2 separate regions of the Mus musculus genome follow, and region 2 is linked to region 1. A link is a loop called in an ENCODE intact Hi-C map of the cell type or tissue named here. Cell type or tissue: gastrocnemius. All regions are shown on one strand. Links, peaks and the distances in the headings refer to the core of each region. The heading gives the core; the rest is flanking DNA.

Region 1 (5,375 bases), core at 217-5,216:
CTTGATGGGCTCCAGATGTGGAGTGGGATGAGGGTGGAGGGGTGGGGGCAGAAGGTCTTTAGTCCCCTGAGTGCTCTAACTGTGGGAACACAGAGGCTGGACACAGCAGGAGATAGGACAAATTTCATAGAGCCTTGATCATAGTGTCAGCTGGACAGTGAGACACTGAGAAAAAATTAGGTGCTATTTTAGAGCCCCCTGCCTCAGCGTCGTCACCTGCCTCTGGCGGGTTTAATGATTGCCTGACCAAGTTAGTCAGCAGCCACCCGAGGTTAAGAAAAAGATGGAAGAATTTGAGATCCCCCTAATCAGAACCCCTCTCCAAATGCTAAATTTGCAACAAGATGATTTTGTTTTGCTTTCTCTTTTTGTTCAAAAAACCAAAAACAAAAACAAAATGGCCCTGAATCAAGGCTGCAGTTTACTGAAGCTGTTGGTTTCAAGCAGGAGCCTAAAGAAATATCTTTCTGTGGTCTGTTGGCCATTGCAGAAATTGTAAGTCTTATGGTCAATTCATTAGAAAGAAACATCTGGAAGAAAAAAGAAAAAAAAAAAAACCAAAAAACCACCACCAACAACAACACACTAGAGCAGCATGAAAAATACTGTTGTGATTGACATATGCCTCAGGAAGGTTGGCCAGAGCTGAAATTGTTCCTTGAGCCTCAAATGATACGAAGAGAGGTAAAAAGAAGCTGCTTATATCTTGGGACTTTCTGGTGACCACAGTGCACTTGTCACCTCTGTTAGCTAGAGGAGGTGGCAGGTAGGACTCCTTCTCCTCCTCCCTCTTGTTCATTGCTCCACAGTCTCAGGTTTAATCGCCAGCTGTGGATGCCCCCTACTAATGCTAGTTCTGTCAATGAGTGACCAAATTCCTGCAGTTCAGTCTCCTGCCATTCCTGAGAGAGAGAGAGAGAGAGAGAGAGAGAGAGAGAGAGAGAGAACACAGAACAAAAGCCACTGGAACAGAACTGGGTTTGTCCATTCCAAAGAGGACTTTCATTTTAAATTTTCTCCAACCCATCCCATCTGGACCTTAAGCCAGACTTGGGGGCTTCCTGCTTGTTCCTTCACTGAGGAAAAGCCTCTGCCAATCCTTTAGTGCAGGTTAAAGAGGCCCAGTCTAGTCTGAGTTCAGCTCCCATGAGGCCTCCCAGCCGTCTCCTGGGGCAAGAGCAGGCTTTGCAAGGTGCGGCTACACTGTCAGCTTGGATTTCGGGGTGCGGGTTGGACTGCTGAATGACTTCGCCAGGCTGGGCTTATAGACTGCCCCCCTCCCTCTTTTCTTCCTCAAACTCCCACTCTTCAGCCAACCTGGTGTCTTTCTACCCTGCCTCCAGCTCCAGCTGCAACCCAACAATTCTTTAGTGGAGGTGAATGGACAGAGGCAAAAAGGCCGGCTCCATTCAGCTTTCCTGGGTCCTGTGGTTTGCACCACACTTTTTTGTTTGTTTTTGTTTTTTGAGACAGGGTTTCTCTTGTGTAGCCCTGGCTGTCCTTGAACTCATTCTGAGACCAGTCTGGTCTCGAACTCACAGAGATCCACCTGCCTCTGCCTCCCGAGTGCTGGGAAAAAGACCACCATCATTTGGCTTACAGCACACTTTCAACGGACCTTGCCTTCACGTTCATTTCTGAAGCATGGTGTGCAATTATTAAATCGACAACTCTCTATGGTGGGGCTTGGAACAGCAAAGGGTAGGGGCTGACCTGGGTGCCCTCAGTTGATGTTCTGAAAGGAAATTGAGCATCTGTGGTAGGGCTGCGCTAGGACTCATGGGGAGTCAGGGGACGATTCAGGCATCTTGGGTAGGCGGAGGTAAATAAAGAAGTGCTTCGAGGCCCAGAGTGGAGGGTGGTCTAGGAGGGTCGGAAGGGGAGGGTGAGAGGAGAGTTTGCACGGTGGTGGCCCTGGTGGTGGTGGTGGAAAGCCCAGCTGTACAGATGAACAAAGCGGGCGCTGTGCAAGCGGGGGAGGTGCTGCTGTGGGAAAAGCTGGGTGGGGGCCTTGGGCTCCAGCACCACAAGGGCGTCTTCTCTAGCTGGCCAGGCGGACAGGACGGGATGGGGGCGGGGACTCAGGGAAGCGGGGCGGGACAGTCTCCCTCTCCTCCTACTCAGCTGGCTCCAGGGGAAAAGCAACAGAGTCTTCGCCAGCCTGAGGCCGCCGCGGCCCACTTGGGCAAAGGGGCCGGTGTCCCCCCAACTCCCCACAAGGTAAGCGTGCCCCTCCCACTATGCCTCGGGGTTCCATTCGCCGTCTGGCTGAGTCTACAGAAGGGAAAGTCCCCGGGACCAGACGAGACCAGTCTGGCCCAGCGAACTGGGTAGAAAGGTGCGGAAAAAGGGGGCCATGCCAGGTGAGTGCGTTGGCGGAAGGGGCTTTGTGGGCCGCCCTCGGCGAACTGCTTGCTCTTGCCCTCCTGAGTCGTTGCCAGCGCCACCGCCAGAGGGGGCCCTGGTATTAAGTGGAGGAATTCCCCCCCCCCAAGTCTTGCGGGATCTAGATCCTCCTGTGGGCACCCCGATGGCCAGTATCCCACACTTGCAGTCTCGGGTTGGGTACGCGCGCGGGACCTTGTCTACAGCATCGCACATGGTTCCTCTCCACATCAGCAGGACCACAGGAAGGGGGATCCCCTAGGCGTCTCCGCTCTTGTCCTCGTTCCAGCTGCCTGGATGGACTCAAAAAGATGTGGAGTTCAACTCTGAGGCGTGGGAGGGAGTCAGGGAGGGATCCTGGGGTTTCCATGTCTAGGGTCTCCTGGGCACTTTTCCAGGACCCCCGTTATCTATGAGGGTCCCCGGCGACCTGGGATGACTGAGCCGTTGGCTCCCGCTCCGCCTCCGCGGTCTGGATCCAAAAACAGCGCGGAGTTCCCCAGCCGAGGTCGAGCGCCGTCATCGGACTCCCCCGGGATGGGGAAGCGAGGGTAGGCGGCTGGGTGGGGTCGTGGGGCGCGGGGTTGCCCTGGCGCCGCGGACGCTTCCGCCCAGGCCAGCGCAGCGGGGATTTGGCTCGCGACTGCGCGGCCCGGCGGGGGACCCAGTGAGCCGGGGTGGGGCTGCATTCTGGGCCCGTTAGCTCAGCGGTCCCGGAGGCTCCCGGAGACTGACTCATCGCACTTCGGGCTCACTCCACAGCGGTCACACAAACAGAACTGGCCACTAACACGGGCGTCCGCACAGCTCCCACGCACAGCATCCCACGCCTCACCTCCGCGCACCCGCAAGACACGTCACACCGACAGTCCAGTGTCACCCCACGGGTGCACACGTGAATCCTCACATGGGCCTCGACTTCACACACTTAGTCCGCTTCACACCACGCACTCCACGCGCTGGGAAGGGTCGCCCGGGAAGACTGCTCCACTCACGCAACCTCCCCGCACGCACGCACCTCCCTCCACATGCCAGCCCCCTTCCTGCAGCTGCGAGGCCGCCCCCTTTCCCTGCTGTGCAAACAAGCGACTTTTTCTCTCTCTGCCCTGCTGAAGAAAGGCCGCTTGTCCCCGGGGCCGGACGGGCGGGGCTGCCGCAGCAGGCGACCCAACACTGCTGCCTTGTCCCACCCGGTGGCCTGGGGAGGGCCGAGCCTCTGCTGTGGGGAGATCCACGAACCCTGCGGGTTTCCGAGAAGTGCACCTTTCCAGCGTCGCTCCCCAATACTCCTCCACCCCAACTACTCTTCCCAGCTCTGTCTACTCTGTCCCCAGACTGTGCAAGACTCTGTTCTCCCGCTGCTGGGGATTCCTCTTTTCCTAGCTGCCCTCCGGTTCCGTTCCCCGCTCCAAGGTGCTCTGAAGCGCCTGGTTTATCCTCTCCTATTTGGGGAATGTATGCTAAGTCTGCCCCCTCCCTCCCCATCACCACCACTCATGCTTCTTAGGGTTCCCTGGCCTTCCCTACAGTCTATTTTCCTAGTTCACTATCTCATCCCCAAAACTGCTGTTATTTTTTGAGACAAGGTCTCATGAAGCTCAGGCCGAGGCTGGCCTTGAGTGTCTGATATCCTGTCGCCACATCCGGAGTACAGGGAATTAGGTTTACAGGCATGTACCACCACACCCAGGCTCTCCTCACCAGCTTTCAGTATTTTCTCCTGACTTCACACTCTATTATCCCTGCACCTCGTCCTTTCTACAAACCCCCCTTTCTCTCTGCCTATTTTTATTTCTAATTTCTTCTCTACACGCCTGGCTTTGGACACTCCCCCTGCCTCTCCTGGGCATTCTGCCCGCCCGGCCTCAGTTTCCTTCCCGTCCTGACTCCTTCCTCTGCCGGTGGCCCTTCCTCGAGGGCGTATGTGAGCAGGGAAGACGAAAGAAAGTCATTGTGACCAGAAAGGCCTTGGCCTACTGCTCTGCATTGCCCCTCTAGAGCCACCATTTGACTCCTGTGAGACCCAGGTGAGGGAGGGGGACCTGGCATTTTGCTCCAAGGCTGGCTTTGGACCTTTCATCTTGGGCCCCTTGGGATCCCAAGGACTTTCTTCAGTGCTCACTGGTGTCAGGGCTGGTTGGCTCTTCCCAGAACTCCCTTCACCTTTGTTCAGGTGTTAAGACCCGGAGACAGGTGGTGTTGGCTGTTAGCACATTGGGGATGGGGCTAGGGTTACCTGTGTCAGACCCCAGTCCTTATGCTCTAGTGTATCTTTCCCTATGTTGATAATACAGGCACAGCCAGGCCCTTGCTACCTGACTAGCTGGCTAGGAGGTGCTTAGCTTTCTGCATCTGGGTGCAAGAGGGTTACAGAGAGGGCTAGGCCTGCTCTTCAGCAGTGGAAGCCACACCACAAGGCTTTTTTTTTGGCAACTGGGCATAGCTGAGTGGGTAATTAAAGCCCTGGATATAGATAGCCACTCAATGGGACCATAGCAAGCCAGCCAGTGGAGGGCGTCAGGGGACAGCACAGCTTCTCCAAGGGACATGGGATTAGGGTCAGAGAAGAGGCCACCTAGGCCACGGTGAGATCCCTCTATCAAAGCACCATCTGAGCCCAGGTCAGGTTGGTCTGGTGTCTTTTTCCTCTGCTGTGGGTTAGGTTTCTGAGCTGAGGCCATAGCCTCGTACCTTCCAATTGCTGTGCGGTTTCTTATCTTCTCTTTACACCTCTCTCCTTATCTCCACCTCTCATTTCACCTCCTTATTCCTGTCTAGCCTCTCCTTGAGTCACTCTTATTTCCTCGCTAACCTAATTTCTTTACAACCTTTATCTCCACTTGAATTTATTCTCTGTAAATAAGTAAGGGCTTCGCAGGTGACAGTGACAGTATGGCAGATAGGGAAACTGAGGCATAGACCCAAATGCCATCCACAGCTAATCATAGCTGCTGTTTTGAGATTGCTTTGTGGCTCATGGAATGTGATTT
Region 2 (5,375 bases), core at 90-5,089, 76 kb after region 1:
GCAGAGAGAAGGTAATATCTTAGAATGGATATTAGAATTTAGGTGAAAAAAATTAAAGACCTTAATAGAAAGGGCTTGCAAATTGATTGTGAAAGAAATAAATGAGACATTGTCAATCAGCTGGAATATGTCCACCTAAGATTGTGGTACCTTTTTACCAATGCTGAAATTATGGAGAGAAAATGAATACTGGCAAAGAGCTTGCAGTAAGTTTTTGGGGAGAGAAATTAACAACAAATATCCCTAAAGCAAGAGACTTAAGTTTATAAAAAGAACTAATTGGATTCTCCCTCATATAGTAAGAGTGACACCAATTTCTGGAGCCCGTCCATTCTATACTGATGCAGATAAATCAGGAAAGGCGGATGACAAGTCAGGAAAAATAAGCAAAGTGGCTCAGAGTCCTTATGGTTTAGTTAAAAAGTCAGGGCTGTATGTCATTCCTACGGTATTATTAGATTTTCCTGAATCTTTTAGGATAGTTACAGACAATATGCAGAAAGGCTTGTTTTACATATTGAAACTTCTGGGGTCCAAGAATTGTCTCACAAACCACACGGACACTGATCTTAGTCTGACAGGGATAGTTTATTGAGCATATGCCCCGGGATTGGTCACTCTGGGCCATGGTACCGATTCAGGAATTGAACCATGACCCCAAGTTAAGATCCTATAAGGTTTTTAAGCCCAAAATTCACAAGCTGTGCCAAGTTATTTCACAAATCAGGATTTAGGGATGGAGGATTTTCTTGGGAGCATGTCTTTGTTGTAGATCTATCCTGCTCCCATTGGTTGGGGTCTTCCACTCTGGCAGGGGACTTGTCTAAAATTCACGTCTTAACTTGCCAACCAGGATGTCAGTTACCCACATACATGTCTCTTTCTGCCAAGTAGGATGTCAGTTTCTAGGGAGGTCTTGGGAACTTAGACTTTACTGGACCACTACACACAATAGAAGTCTTACTCCTAATAGTTTCTTATATTGGTACAGGTGTCTCTCTTACATTGGGGTCTATCCCAGGGGCATCTTATACCATAAAAGCTTATATACAGGTGCAAGAAGTGATGTTAGGTGGTTGGTTTGGGTCCAAGCTTACTATGGGTAGAGACACCATGACCAAGGCAACTTTTTTTAATTTTAATTTTATTTATTTAGTTAGTTAGTTATTTATTGGTTTTTTGAGACAGGGTTTCTCTGTGTAGCCCTGGCTGTCCTAGAACTCACTCTGTAGACCAGGCTGACCTTGAACTCAGAAATCTGCCTGCCTCTGCCTCCCAAGTGCTGGGATTAAAAGTGTACGCCACCACAGCCCAGCTCTTTTTATTTTTTTTAAAGATTTATTTACTTAATATATGTGTGTGTGTGTGTGTGTGTGTGTGTGTGTATACTGTAGCTGTAGCTGTAGCTGTTTCCAGACACATCAGAAGAGGGCATCAGATCCCACTACAGATGGTTATGAGCCACCATGAGGTTGACTCAAGACCGTCTGGAAGAGCAGTCAGTGCTCTTAACCTCTGAGCCATCTCTCCAGCCCCCTAAGGCAACTCTTACAAGGACAACCTTTAACTGGGGCTAGCTTACAAGTTCAGAGGTTCAGTACATTATCATCAAGGTGGGAACATGGCAGCATCCAGGCAGGCATGGTGCAGAAGGAGCTGAGAGTTCTACATCTTCATCTGAAGGTTGCTAGCAGAATACTGGCATTCAGGCAGCTAGGATGAGAGTCTTATAGCCAACAACCACAGTGACACACCTACTCCAACAGGGCCATACCTTCAAATAATGCCATTCCCTCAGCAGAGCATATACAAACCATCATATTCCACTCCCTGGTCCCCACAGGCTTGTTCAAACATAGGAGTCTATGGGGCCATACCTAAACATAGCATAATGCAAAATACATTTAGTCCAACTTCCAAAGTCCTTACAGTCTATAGCTGTCTGGACAATATTAAAAGTCCAAAGTTCAAAGTGTCTTCTGAGATCCATCCAATCACTTGACTGTAATTCCAAAAGCAAGACAGGAAACCAGCTGGGCAAACTCCAAACTCTGCATCTCCGTGGCTGATGTCAAAGCGATCTTCAGATCTCCAACTCCTTTTTCATCTTTGTTGACTGCAACAAACTTCTTTCTCCTGGGCTGATTCCACTTCCTGTTAGCAGCTTTCCACAGCAGATAACCCACGGCTCTGACATCTCGAACATCTTGGGGTCTCCAAGGCAACTTCAATGTTACTGCCTCTTGTTTCAATGTCTGGGGTCCACACATGACCTTTTGGGCTTCTCCTAATGGCTGGTGTCACTTATAGAAATATATAGTTATAGCTTATAACAATAGGAAGGTCTAATCATGCTTTGAAACAGAGGGCGTAATAAAGACCTCCAGACAGACATTACACAGGGCTTTATATTAACTTTACATTTTTAAAATACTAATGAAGAAGGGACAGCAGCTGACAACTGACATTGGATAGCAGAAAAAAACTACTAAAGTAAATAAGCCAGTTTCCTTTAAAGATGTGCTAACCTCAGAATTGAAGCCAGGATATGTTGTATATTGGGGAAGAGGTTTTGTCTTTGTTTCCACAGGAGAAGAAAAGCTGTGGATATCATCAAAATTGATAAAAATTAGATTCGAACAGGAGAGAACTCCTGAATCGGTAATAGTTCATTATATGGCTTGATCATTCAGTCCAAACTAAATTATAAAGACTAACAAAAGTCTTTCATTTGATCAGGCATAAAAAAAATTAATAGTATTTTTGAATGATAATTTACCAAAGGCTCACTTGCCTTACTGGCATGAAATGAATGAAAGATGGATTTTCTTAAACCATGGTGTTTAATTCCATGTTAGAATGTTAGACTATAGATTGCCACATGGCCCACACCATCTTGGCCATCAGCTTTTGAGTTCTTAAATAAAAAAGATACTTTGGTTGTTTGGTATTAAAAACATAATTAAGAGATTTAAAATGCTTTAAGTAAATTCAAACTGTAATACTATAGTTCAAACTTGTTTTCTAAATCTCTAAGAGTCGGAGTGGCTTGGAGCTAAAATAAAATATTTGAGTAGCGGATGCCTTTCATCCCAGCAGAGAGAGAGAGAGAGACAGATCTCTATAAATTAGTTGTTTTCTAGAGTTACAGTGAACACAGTGGTGATGGCCCATGCCTTTGATCCTGCCACCCAGGTACAAAACTCAGATACAGCTCCTAATGGGTATGTTTTGCACACTAAAAAATGCATATCATAATTACAGATTATTATAAAACACTCTCTACAAGGTTCTCAAAAGGCAGCTAATTTCCAATGGGGACAGGAACAAAGAGCAGCTTTTGTGACTGCCGATAAGCTCAGATCGCTGCATGCAGCCCTAACTAATACTGAACCAGATGATAGCCTAATTATGGGAGTCATATTTATTGGCAACTGGGGACTCTTCATAAAACAAAAAGGAGCCTACCAATATTTGTCTATTGGCTTCTATTGCAAACGCTTTCCATATACAGAGAATAAATATTTTCTCTCTCTGAGAAACAAATCCGGACATTTTACAAGGCATAGATAACCTTATACTCGGTCATTGTCAACAACACTATGGTCATAAGGATGTACCTTACAATGATGGATTAGACCCATTCAAGGGTAGAGTCCTTCACAGGCTTAGCCATGGAAGCGAAGGTAATACGGCTGCCTGGTGCCTATCTGAATTCCTTCATGGCCAGGATGTGGTAGCAAAGGGATCTGTGCCTTCCCACAATGAGGAAATTCCTCAGTTGCCTATAATCAGTTGTGGGTTGGTCTGGAGCTGCTACGTATTCAAATGCTAAATTTTATACCTGTCTTAGTCAGGGTTTCTGTTCCCTCACAAAACATCATGACCAAGAAGCAAGTTGGGGAGCAAAGAGTTTCTTCAGTTTACATTTCCACATTGCTGTTCATCACCAAAGGAAGTCAGGACAGGAACTCACACAGGGCAGGAACTTGGAAGCAGCAGCTGATGCAGAGGCCATGGAGGGGTGCTGCTTACTGGCTTACTTCCCCTGGCTTACTCAGCTTTCTTTCTTTTTCTTTTTTTTTGGGGGGGGAGGGGGGGGTGGAGACAGGGTTTCTCTGTATAGCCCTGGCTATCCTGGAACTCACTTTGTAGACCAGGCTGGCCTCGAACTCAGAAATCCGCCTGCCTCTGTCTCTCAAGTGCTGGGATTAAAGGTGTGAGCCACCACGCCCGGCTTCTCAGTTTGCTTTCTTATAGAACCCAGGACAACCAGCCTAGGAATGGCACCACCCACAAGGGGCCCTCCCACCCTTGATCACTAATTGAGAAAATGCTTTACAGCTGGATCTCATGGAGGCATTTCCCCAACTGAAGCTCCTTTCTCTGTGATAACTCCAGCTGTATCAAGTTGACAGGTAAAACCAGCCAGTACGATTGACATCTTGTCAACTTGACACACAAATAGCAACAAAACCCAAAACCCAAACCAAAACAACAGCAACAACAACAACAACAACAACAACAACAACAACAACAACTACTACTACTACTACTACTACTACTACTACTACTACTACTACTACTACTACTACTACTACTACTACTACTACTACTACTACTACCTACTATTACTACTATTTTGTCCTAGAAAGATATAACTTGTTAAAAAAGGAGCCCCCAGAATTAGATTTGGGACAGGATTTTGTTCTTAATCTTTCCAGGAGAATAAAAGCATTCGACTAAGGAATCTAGACGCCACTGGACAAGTGTAACATCGGAGGAAAAGAAAACGTCCTAAGGAAAAAAAAGAGTAAATTGGCTGAATGGAATCACCCACGTCCAGCTTGTCTCTGCTGCCCCCTACAGACATAAGTGACAAATGGTCTTTACGTGGTCCCAATTCAGTGAAACTTATTTAAAATTAAAGCTGGCTTTGGGCCTGGAGCGTGGCTCTCTCCTTCTCTAAACCCACACATGCTTGTTAAAGGCTACAGTAGGCCTTGGCTTCGTAGAAGAAGAAGAAAACTGAACGGAAGGACCAACGAAGTTGGAGCGGAAGACTCGGGCAGGTCTGCAAACCAGCTCCTAGCTGTTCTTATAAACACTTCACGTAGCCGGTGTGCTGGATCCCAGCACTCTGGAGGGAGAGGCAGGCAGATCTGTGAGTTTAGGCCAGCCTTGTGCCACCATGCTAGGCACTCAACTGACCTTTAATTCCACACCTAACCAGCACTTCACCAGCGAGGGCGCGTACCCCGGAGCCCTGCTGGAAGTTTTGCTCAGTGGAACGAACTTATCATCATCTATTTTGAGATTGCTACTGATGTCGGGTTTTGACTATTTCATTTCCTGTTTATAGGAGACGTAATTGT

What was found. A loop is a pair of places that touch in the nucleus more often than their neighbours do. Peaks named below come from ENCODE experiments on the same cell type or tissue, not always from the same donor. Only the 100,000 strongest peaks of a DNase experiment are listed, where the experiment ranks them.
Region 2: it touches region 1 in a loop (7-fold over the local background); 16 of 42 quality-filtered maps call a loop at or near these places.

What each region holds. Positions count from the first base shown.
Region 1 is chr9:44,731,970-44,737,344 of GRCm38, reverse strand. It overlaps Phldb1 (pleckstrin homology like domain, family B, member 1), which reads left to right and starts at 2,147. Exons shown (of 22, transcript NM_153537.4): 1 at 2,147-2,220. Gm24166 (a small nucleolar RNA gene) reads left to right here and starts at 398; the gene lies at 398-532. In gastrocnemius, for the core only: a CTCF peak has its summit at 2,434; DNase peaks (open chromatin) are centred at 2,463, 2,885, 3,441, 4,324 and 1 more place; H3K4me3 peaks cover 3,781 bases; H3K27ac peaks cover 5,000 bases.
Region 2 is chr9:44,655,384-44,660,758 of GRCm38, reverse strand. No RefSeq gene overlaps it. Among named protein-coding and RNA genes, the nearest start is that of BC049987, 14 kb to the left of the region's middle. In gastrocnemius, for the core only: a CTCF peak has its summit at 4,861 (motif pointing left); a DNase peak (open chromatin) is centred at 4,873; H3K4me3 peaks cover 345 bases; H3K27ac peaks cover 194 bases.